3 separate regions of the Homo sapiens genome follow, and regions 1 and 2 are each linked to region 3. A link is a contact called in ENCODE Hi-C or POLR2A ChIA-PET data. All regions are on one chromosome and are shown on one strand. Each heading gives the region's core, a stretch centred on a gene start or an enhancer-like site at or near the end of the contact. The rest is flanking DNA. Distances are from core to core; before and after follow the strand shown. Region 1 overlaps FAIM2 (Fas apoptotic inhibitory molecule 2). Region 2 holds the start of FAIM2 (Fas apoptotic inhibitory molecule 2). Region 3 has its middle 11 kb from the start of AQP6.

The links. A loop is a pair of places that touch in the nucleus more often than their neighbours do. ChIA-PET counts read pairs that join two places held with the same protein, here RNA polymerase II (POLR2A). Pooled maps may share reads with other maps.
Region 1: a pooled map shows a loop between it and region 3 (5-fold over the local background). The contact joins two enhancer-like sites. A Hi-C loop is called at or near these places in 1 of 50 pooled maps. POLR2A ChIA-PET finds 5 or more read pairs at or near these places in 3 of 52 experiments (A673, AG04450 and SK-N-SH).
Region 2: a map with no recorded cell type shows a loop between it and region 3 (4-fold over the local background). The contact joins the promoter of FAIM2 here to the enhancer-like site in region 3. A Hi-C loop is called at or near these places in 1 of 37 single-sample maps with no recorded cell type. POLR2A ChIA-PET finds 5 or more read pairs at or near these places in 1 of 52 experiments (activated T-cell).

The regions. Positions count from the first base shown.
Region 1 is chr12:49,865,855-49,868,604 of GRCh38, forward strand. It overlaps FAIM2 (Fas apoptotic inhibitory molecule 2), which reads right to left. Exons shown (of 12, transcript NM_012306.4): 12 at 1,042-2,750. Among named protein-coding and RNA genes, the nearest start is that of BCDIN3D, 24 kb to the left of the region's middle. Within about 2 kb of position 1,382, at least 8 of the 41 ENCODE cell types and tissues checked have a DNase peak (open chromatin) inside an H3K27ac peak, as active enhancers do.
Region 2 is chr12:49,902,216-49,905,155 of GRCh38, forward strand. FAIM2 (Fas apoptotic inhibitory molecule 2) reads right to left here and starts at 1,685. Exons shown (of 12, transcript NM_012306.4): 1 at 1,563-1,685. The coding sequence starts at 1,577.
Region 3 is chr12:49,982,765-49,985,750 of GRCh38, forward strand. No RefSeq gene overlaps it. Among named protein-coding and RNA genes, the nearest start is that of AQP6, 11 kb to the left of the region's middle. Within about 2 kb of position 1,252, at least 3 of the 41 ENCODE cell types and tissues checked have a DNase peak (open chromatin) inside an H3K27ac peak, as active enhancers do.

The DNA of each region.
Region 1 (2,750 bases), core at 132-2,631, 120 kb before region 3:
GTGTCCTAACCTTGTCAGAGACAAGGATAACGTCCCCCATGGCTCCAGTGTGATGGCGTTCCCTCCCCTCCCACACAGCGCCCTGGCCCCACATTCCCCACAGGAGCTTGTGGGGTGATCATTAACCCATGCGCCTCCTGACCCCACTTCCAGTCGTTAATTTGTGCGTAAACTTGGACAAATCGCTGCACCCTCTGCTCCTTAGTTTCCTCTCAGGTAAAATAAGAGGGTTGGAGTAGACACATTCACCTATGCATTCCTCCATTCGCTAGTAAGTTGTTTACTGAGACCGTGCGTCATAACTCTGCCTTCAAGGAGCTTTGGTTCTGTAGGGTTGTTGTTTTGTTTTGTTTTTTTTAAGACGGAGTCTTGCTCTGTCGCCCAGGCTGGAGTGAAGTGGTGTAAGCTTGGCTCACTGCAACCTCCGCCTCCTGGGTTCAAGCGATTCTCGTCTCAGTCTCTTGAGTAGCTGGGATTACAGGTGTGCGCCACTACGCCCAGCTAATTTTTGTGTTTTTAGTAGAGACAGGGTTTCACCATGTTGGCCAGGCTGGTCTCGAACTCCTGACCTCAGGTGATCTACCCACCTCGGCCTCCTAAAGTGCTGGGATTACAGGCGTGAGCCACTGAGCCCAGCCAAGGTTCTGTGGTTTTAAAGCTGCCGCTCTGGACAATCTGTCCAGATGCAACCCAGGCATTCCTTCCTTCTGTGTACCTTTTAGGAAGCAGATTTTGGCTCAAAATAAGAAAGACCCTTCTACCAGAACGGCCCACAAACGGACAGGCTTCCACAGAAAGGGGTGAGCCCCTGTTCCGGAGGAGACTCTGGGATTGCTTCTAACTCCGGGATCCTGAGAGCCTCCGTAAAGGGTTTATTGAGCAGGAGAACCAATTTAACCCTGTCCACATGAAAATAAACATGGAGATTTACTTCAAACTCAGCAGCTCTGGTGAGAAGGCTCTCACACAGGTCCGGGTTTGACCCACACAGACTCCACGACCATCTGAGGCAACCAGCACACGGCAGACGAGGGAAACAACTCAGGTGTCACAATTGCTTTTATTTTTATCTCCAGTCAGTCACAGACCCCAGGAAGGTGAGGTCAGGGAAGGGAACAGGTGCGGACACTGGGGAACTTGCAGGAGCTAAGGCCAGTGGACAGCAGGAGTGTCGGGGGTGTGGCAGCTGGCCTGGGTCCCTGGAGCTGTGTCTGCCCTCAGGGACTCAGGAGAACGGCTCAGGGAGGGCTTGGGAGGGGGTACACTGTGTCCGAGAGATGCAACCATCGTTCGGCAAAAGAAAACAGCGGTGGCTGATGAGAAGACAGGTCTGGGGAGGTCTGAGGAGAGCTCGGGCCAGATCCTGCCCCCAACCTCCAGCCACATGGGCCCTCGGTGACTCTCCCAAACCAGGCCCTGCGTTTCCTCAAGCAGCCACTGGAGGGCAGCAAAGTGCTTATGCAAAAATCCCACCCCGCCCAGGAGAGCAGCCAGGACACCTGGGACTTGGCTTCAGGTGGGCCAGGGAAGGAGGCAAGGAGCCTTTTGGAAAATGGGTGTCTGTCCCATCCTGACTCCCTCGGAAGGAAGAGTAGGGAATGGAAGAACTAAGATTCCGGGGCTTCCCCAGGTGATACCGAAGGAGCCATAGGTGTGCCCGGGAATGAGTCCCAGACTCGTGTGTGCCTCCCGGGCCCCCATCTGCAGCTTCCAGAAGAGGACTTCAGTGGGAGACCCCTCAACTCACATTCCGGACAGTCAGATTCCTGGCTGCCTCCAGCTTTACAAAATCCAGCCCACCCCTTCCTGGGCCCAGCCCCACCCAGGCCAAAAATGTGAAGGGCCTGCAGACTCCCTTCCTCCTTTACAGCTTGTGACACCTGCTCAGCTGCGGTTTCCTTAATCTTGCATTCCTGTTCCCCTGCCCTTCCTACTTCTGACGCCTCTCCTGGTGTTTCAGGATTCCTCACTGCCTGGATTGGAGATGGAACGCATAGACTTTGGCCCTGACCCTGCTGCCTACACTGTGGTACCTGCCACCCCCCCTCAGGACCCAGAGTAGGAGGCTGCGGCATCTTCTGCCCGGCTTCCCCAGCTCTGCAAAGAAGCCATTTCTCAAATGGCTGTGATGCGTGTGTGACACTGTTTATTGCCGAGGACCTGTCCCTCCTCCCCCAAGCTTTTGGCACTCAGCCCTGAATAAGCTTCTAAATCCCCAGTTTCTGCAGTAACTTATCCCAGGGAGAGGAGAACTTGGACAAGTAGATTCTAGGAAGCATGACCAAGGCTATCTGACAGTGGCAGGAGAGTGGGGTGCTGGGGCTAACCCTCTGGAACTGAGGCCAGAGATGAGGAGAGGAAACTGAGGGGCCCGGAGGAGAGGAGGTGGAGGAGGGTGGGAACCGGGTGAGAAAGTCAGTGGAGAGAAATGTTCTGGTGCCTCTCCCGCCCTATCCTGGCTATGAACTTCCATGTGGCAGATGGAAAAACTGAATTCCAGACAGCAAGAAACCCTCACCTAATAGCAGGAGCCCGCTGGCAGTGAGGCTAGGAACCAGAAACCAGAAATCTTGCCTCCCAGCTCTTGTCTGGAAGATAGAAACCTCAGAGTGCAAAATCTGGCGAGGGGTTTCAGGAAAGACGGGAGGCCGGGTGGCACTGAGGACAAGAAATCCCCAGGACATCAGGGCCTGACCACCCACCTCTCTGCGCTCTCATGTGGTCTCATTCCGGCCCCCACCCAGGCCCAG
Region 2 (2,940 bases), core at 435-2,934, 80 kb before region 3:
AGAGGATTTGAGCTGGGAAGGCCTGAATGAGGCAGCCAGAGAAGGAAAGACTGGGGTGGAGGGGGTGGTGTGAAATTGAAACAGCAACAAAAAGCCCGGCTCTCAGAAAATGGGATTTAGGTCTGGTTCCCAGAAGACTGTGTTAGACCTAAAGGGCCACTGAGGAAGACTGCGGACTTCCTTCTTTGCAGGGAGCATCTGGCTGAGGCAGCCTGGAGACAGGCACGCACCAGAAGACTTCTGGTTCCATCCAGGCCCAAGGACCACTGAACTGGAGCGGTCTTCTCCATCCCCCAGCAAGCCTGTGCGTGAGCTGGGGACAAGGGGCAGAGGAGGCAGAGGTCCCCCTCACACCAGGAAGGGAACAGCGCCACTAAAGGGCCTGGTGGAGGCAGGGTGGAGGTGGAAGGAGACTCAGCAGAAGGGGTGAGTTCTCCATGTTTACGGAACTGAACACTCCCCAGGCCTCCCACTGCCTCCCACTCCCCAGCCCCCCTCATCACCCGGATCTGAAGGATCATGTCCACCTAAATCGAGTTCAGCCTCCACCCTGCCACTCCGCCCCCCAGAGCCTCCTGGACCCTAATGCCCAGGCCCCCGACACACATACGGCACTCCCAAGTGAGGTGTGACCAATGGCGGGAGGTGGTATCACCCAGTGACATCATTTGAGGCCCAAAGAGCTTGCATACAGGGAGAGGAGGGTCTGAGGGTCCAGGGAAGGATGTCATTGGCTCTGAAGCTCCTCTCAAAGAGAAGAAGGGGGAGTGTAGGGGAGGTCCTTCCCCTGTTTTCTCTGCCCAATCCTTAGCAACCCAAACAGAGGGCCCGAGTACCCTCCCCCTTAGCCCCAGGCCCTAGTGGTTGTATAATTCCACAGGCTATTGATGTTACATAAGCCTACTAGGCCAGCCGAGTCTCTGCCCCAGCCCCTCCCCTACAATTCAGGCCTAAAACTGGAGAAGAGATGCTTCATCCGGACCCATCCATGCCTGGCCAAAACCAAAACAACAATTAGAGCATCTTGATGCAGAGTTGTCATAGCAAGCCCCAAGCACAGGGATGGAGCCAAGACGCCCAGATGTGGAACAATGGCAGGGAGTAGGGTGGGGGTTGTTTCCGTGGAGGGTGGGAAAGATGAGCATAAAGTGGTTGGGTTTGGGACTGGAGGGTTGGGCCAGAGGGGGTTGCCCGATAGGCACTGCCCCTCAGGGCTCACCCTGGCACACACATACCCATGCACACACATACAGTCACACCAGACGCCCGGGCTGACTCCTCACGGGGGGCCTGGGTATCTGTGAGGAGCCTTGTAATGCTGTAATGCCAAAGCAGGGGTGGCAGGGTGACAGGGGAGGAGAGGCGCGCCTGCGGGCAGGAAGAGGCCTCGGTCCATTCCTTGACACCGGCCTTTCGGTCCTCTGACTTCAGCAAGGACCACGGAGGACCTTCAAACTAGGGCCAGGGGAGGATGCTTTCGTGGTCCAGAGGGCTTGCTGAGGATGACAGGGAGCCGGGAGCCGGAGGATGGAGGATGGTGCAGGCTGGGGAGATGCCGGTACCTTTCCCTGGGTCATGGTGCCGTCTCTCGGGGAAGGGGTCCCTGAGGCCCGGGTGGCCGCTTGGGTAACCGCAGCCTGCCTGCGTCTCTTCCTTCCTCCGCGTGGGTTCTAGCAACATCCACTGCAGCCGGGCCAGGCGAGCCGGCGCGTACCATCGGCGCGGGGGGAGGAGAGGGCCGGGCCTGGGAAGATGCTGCGGAGGACGCTGCGGATTCGCGAGCCCGGGGTAAGGCGGCGGCGCACCGCCCCCTCCCGCCGCTTCCCCCCCACCCCGCCCCCCACCGCCGCCCTTAGCCCTCCCCCGGGATGAGAGAGAGTCGCGCTGCGGAGCAACCCCAGTGGATGGGTCCGCGGGGGCTGAGCGGGCGGAGGACGCGGGAACTCCGTGACACCGACCAGCTGACGCTGCCCGCGTGAAACCAGAGCCGGGCATCAGGGCCTCATCTCCACTGTCTCTGCACCTCTCTGCAGCTCCAGCTGCGCCTCTGCCTTTTCCTCCTCCCTCTTTGGATGCGGCCCTGATTTCTGTCTCCATCTCCACCTCCCCTCTCATCATCTATTTCATCATCCCTGGTAGAGGGGAAGGTCTGGAAGTCTCGCCTGTGCTGCCCGCTTCTAACAGGGCCCCTGGGCCCTGCGCTCCTGTGGGCCTGGGGCAAGCCAATAGCCACCTATCCTTGCTCCTTTTTCTCGCCTGTGAAATGCACACAGTAGGTCCCTCCCTGCCTTGGTTCACAGAGACATGGGGTGGGAGGACACCTCTTCTGTTTCTTTCAGCCCTGCTGGGACATTTCACGGGGTCTTTCTGGAGACACCGCTAGTTCTGTCTCAAAGCCTCTACAACCCCTGCCAGAGCTCTCTTCCTGCCTCCACGCTTAGCTTCCATCACCCCGTCTCCATCTTCCCCCCTTTTCCATTCCTCCCATGCCAGAGCTCGTTCTCCCCGCTTCCCCAGACGTGTCACTGGGACCCAGCCATCATCAGGCCCCGTTTTCTGTAGCTGCTGCAGTGTCACTATGGGGTTTGCAATCTCAAGAGCTGGGATCAAGTCCCAATTTAGTCACCCACTGGCCGCGTGGCCTTGGCAAGGCCCTTAACCTCTCTGAGCTGCAGCTCCTACGAAAAAGAGGCTTAGAACAGAGCTCTGTCCATCCTAGATTGACTGTCAGACGCACAGGTTATGGCCGTAAAAGCACATAAAAGACCAAGAAGTGCTGGAAGTATGTGAGGTATTATTAACTGAGGAGTCTCCTACCAGAATGTCCTGGGCTGCCCCAGAGCGAGCACCCACAAATCTGCCTAAAAGAAGTATCTGAACCTGCTAGGATGGGACGAGAAACTAAGACCTGGGACAGGTGGGGGTGGCCACTTACCTTCT
Region 3 (2,986 bases), core at 2-2,501:
GCCCAAACAGAATGTCTAAAACCTCCCATCTCTCATGTGTTAAAGCAGCCTGGTGTCCACCAGGATGTACTGTTATTTTGGTCAGCTCATCACTGATTCACAGTGGCTTTCCCCTAACAGCTCTGGGGTCATGACTGGGTCCAATCTTGATCCTGCCCCACACATTGCTTGTCTGCTTCTTCATGCTATGTGTCTTGGACTGAGCCTTGGTTTCTCTGCTTTTCCTATACTGTAGCTATCTTTCAGACCAGGGGGAACCTCCTGTTTTAATCTCTCTTTGACCACAGCAAAGTCGCTGTTTTCTTGGCCTGCACAGCTGGTCCATCCAACAGCCTATCTCACATGAATAGCTAACACTTCCAACCCAAATAACATTGATTACAAGATGCACTACTATTTTATGAGCTACTGAGGAACATTGCATTATATTAGTAAGATGCCATTGATTATAAGATGTCCCAATTCTCAGAGATATTAACAATATTTTCCAAAGTGCATCTTTTCAATCAATGAAATGATAATTTCTCTTTCTTTTTTTTTTTTTTTTGAGATGGCGTTTCACTCTTGTTGCCGAGGCTGGAGTGCAATGGCACAATCTTGGCTCACCGCAACCTCCGCCACCTGGGTTTAAGTGATTCTCCTGCCTCAGCCTCCTGAGTAGCTGGGATTATAGGCATACGCCACCATGCCCGGCTAATTTTGTATTTTTAGTAGGGATGGGGTTTCTCCATGTTGGTCAGGCTGGTCTTGAACTCCCGATCTCAGATGATTTGCCCGCCTCGGCCTCCCAAAGTGCTGGGATTACAGGTGTGAGCCACTGTGCCGGGTCTGAATCTTGGCTCTTTACATGGGGTTTTAGTGAAAAGAGGAATGGAAGGCTGAAGTGGGGACCATCTTAGGTGTCTTCCTCCTCCCAGGGGGATGGATACATTGCCCCCATATGCTCTCAACTCTGCACATCTCTTGCTGTACCAGCTTTTAAGTACCCAGGCCACCCCTCACAGTGAACGTCTCCTCTCCCTCAGTGCCAGGGAGTCCACTGAAGAGAAGCCAGCCCCCTATTTTCACAGAGGCAAAACAAACACAAACCACACCAAGCTGGGACCACAGTTTTAAGGAGCTAGAGCCTAGCACTCCAACACCATTTATCCAACCACTTCCCAACCCACTGGGTTATTTTCCCCGGAGCCTCCAGAGCAGTGTCAAGAGAAGATGCAGAGATTAGTCATTTCCTCCTAATCGGGCTAAGACTGCTCTGCTAAGCTGCCGACTGCAGGCAATTCCTGATACCGTTAAAGCAAAGCAGCTGGAAAGGGCTTAGCCCTTTAATGCCGGCAGCTGTATCTTCACAGTGCGGCTGCTCTGCTGAGGGGCTGGACTCTGTCCAGAAGCACCAGGCGTTTAGCCCCATTCAATGTATATTAACCTAGGAGGAGAGAGCAGCCACAGCCAGCTCCCTGGGAGGAAGGGAGGTGGTTCCTTTAACCACCTCCACCCCCGGGCTTTGCTTCCTAATGAGAAAGAAAAATCCCAGCCCCTTTGAATATCTCTCTACCAAAATCTGGACAAACTATCATCTCACTGGCAGAAAGAGCTTTCTCTGTGGTGGGAGCAACTCCATTTTAAAAGCTAACCTAATAACAGATCCACTTGTTAGTTTTGACAACAAAAAGACTTTAGGTCACTAACCATGGAGGCTCATTCTCCCTTGAGCTGGTTTTTTTCCTTTGAGGTCTAAAGTAGTCTTCAGATCCCAGGTATGCATATGTGTGGACACAGCACACTGACCTCCCCTTCCTGGAGAGCACTGGGCCCTAGGGTTGATGAGGCAGAGTGCTGCACAGCCCTCGGAAAGCCCAGGCGCAAAGCAGGCTGTGAAGAGAGATCACTCGAAGACTCAAAGCCAGATGGTGAGCATGAGACAGGGTGAGAGCTAATGCCACTTAGGGGGAAAGCCAGTCAGTTAATCAGTTAATCCACTGACACGTTTCTAGAAGCAGGCTGATGGCTCTGGCTCCGAGACTTGCCTGTCCTTGGCTCTGAGCATCAGAGCACACAGGATGCACAGGGGTGGCCTGAAAACAGACTGCCACCAGGAGCAACCTCAAGTGCTCACACAACTCATCTTGCTCCTTCCACACAGAAAACAGCCCTACATCACCAAGCCCAGGTCTTCCATTCTCCCAGACAACCATTAGGAAATTCTGCCCCACGTGCCGTCTCCAGCAGTTTGGGCCTCCCTGCTCTTTCTGGGTCATCTGCTGAGAATGCATAATGAGAATGCATACTACATCCACATACATAGAGTCCTCAGTGCAATCTGCGGCTCTAGGTTGGGTGTGACTTACCAAGTTCTTAGGATAATGGAGAGAACTCCTGCAAAGTAAGTGATCATCTCTTTCTACAGCGCTGCTCATTTTATAGTTGCTCACTTTGCAGAACAAGATCCTTCCTTGCATGGAATGTGAATAACACTGGCTCCAAGCAAAGGCCATTTACTAGTACTTAAGTACCTAATAATACACTTAGAGGCCCCACAATGCTCTCTGAAGTCTGAAATAGCAAGCACCAGGGCTAACCTTCAGACTAAGCTGTAACTCCCAGATTCTAACCCCAGGTAAGCTACACATTAGTTGGTAGGAGTTTGAGCCAAATCACCTCTCTGAATTTGTTAACTGGGATAGTATCACCTGTCCTGCCCCACCTCCGGTGGGTGAAGTGAGATCAAGTAAGACGATAAATGAAAGCGCTCTGTATATGGTAAATCACCATATTAAATTCCCTAGAGACTTTATGGGGAATCAGTTCCTAATTCCATCTTCAGTGATGACCAGAGAAGATTTAACTGGTGCTTTATTATAAGTCTAAATATCCATTTACATGTGTTTGAGCCTAGCACAGAGATGGTACCCAACTGTGTGAGATATGAGAGTAATGCTGCATAAAAAACAATGCAGCTAAATGAAGCCTGGCAAGAGTTACAGAG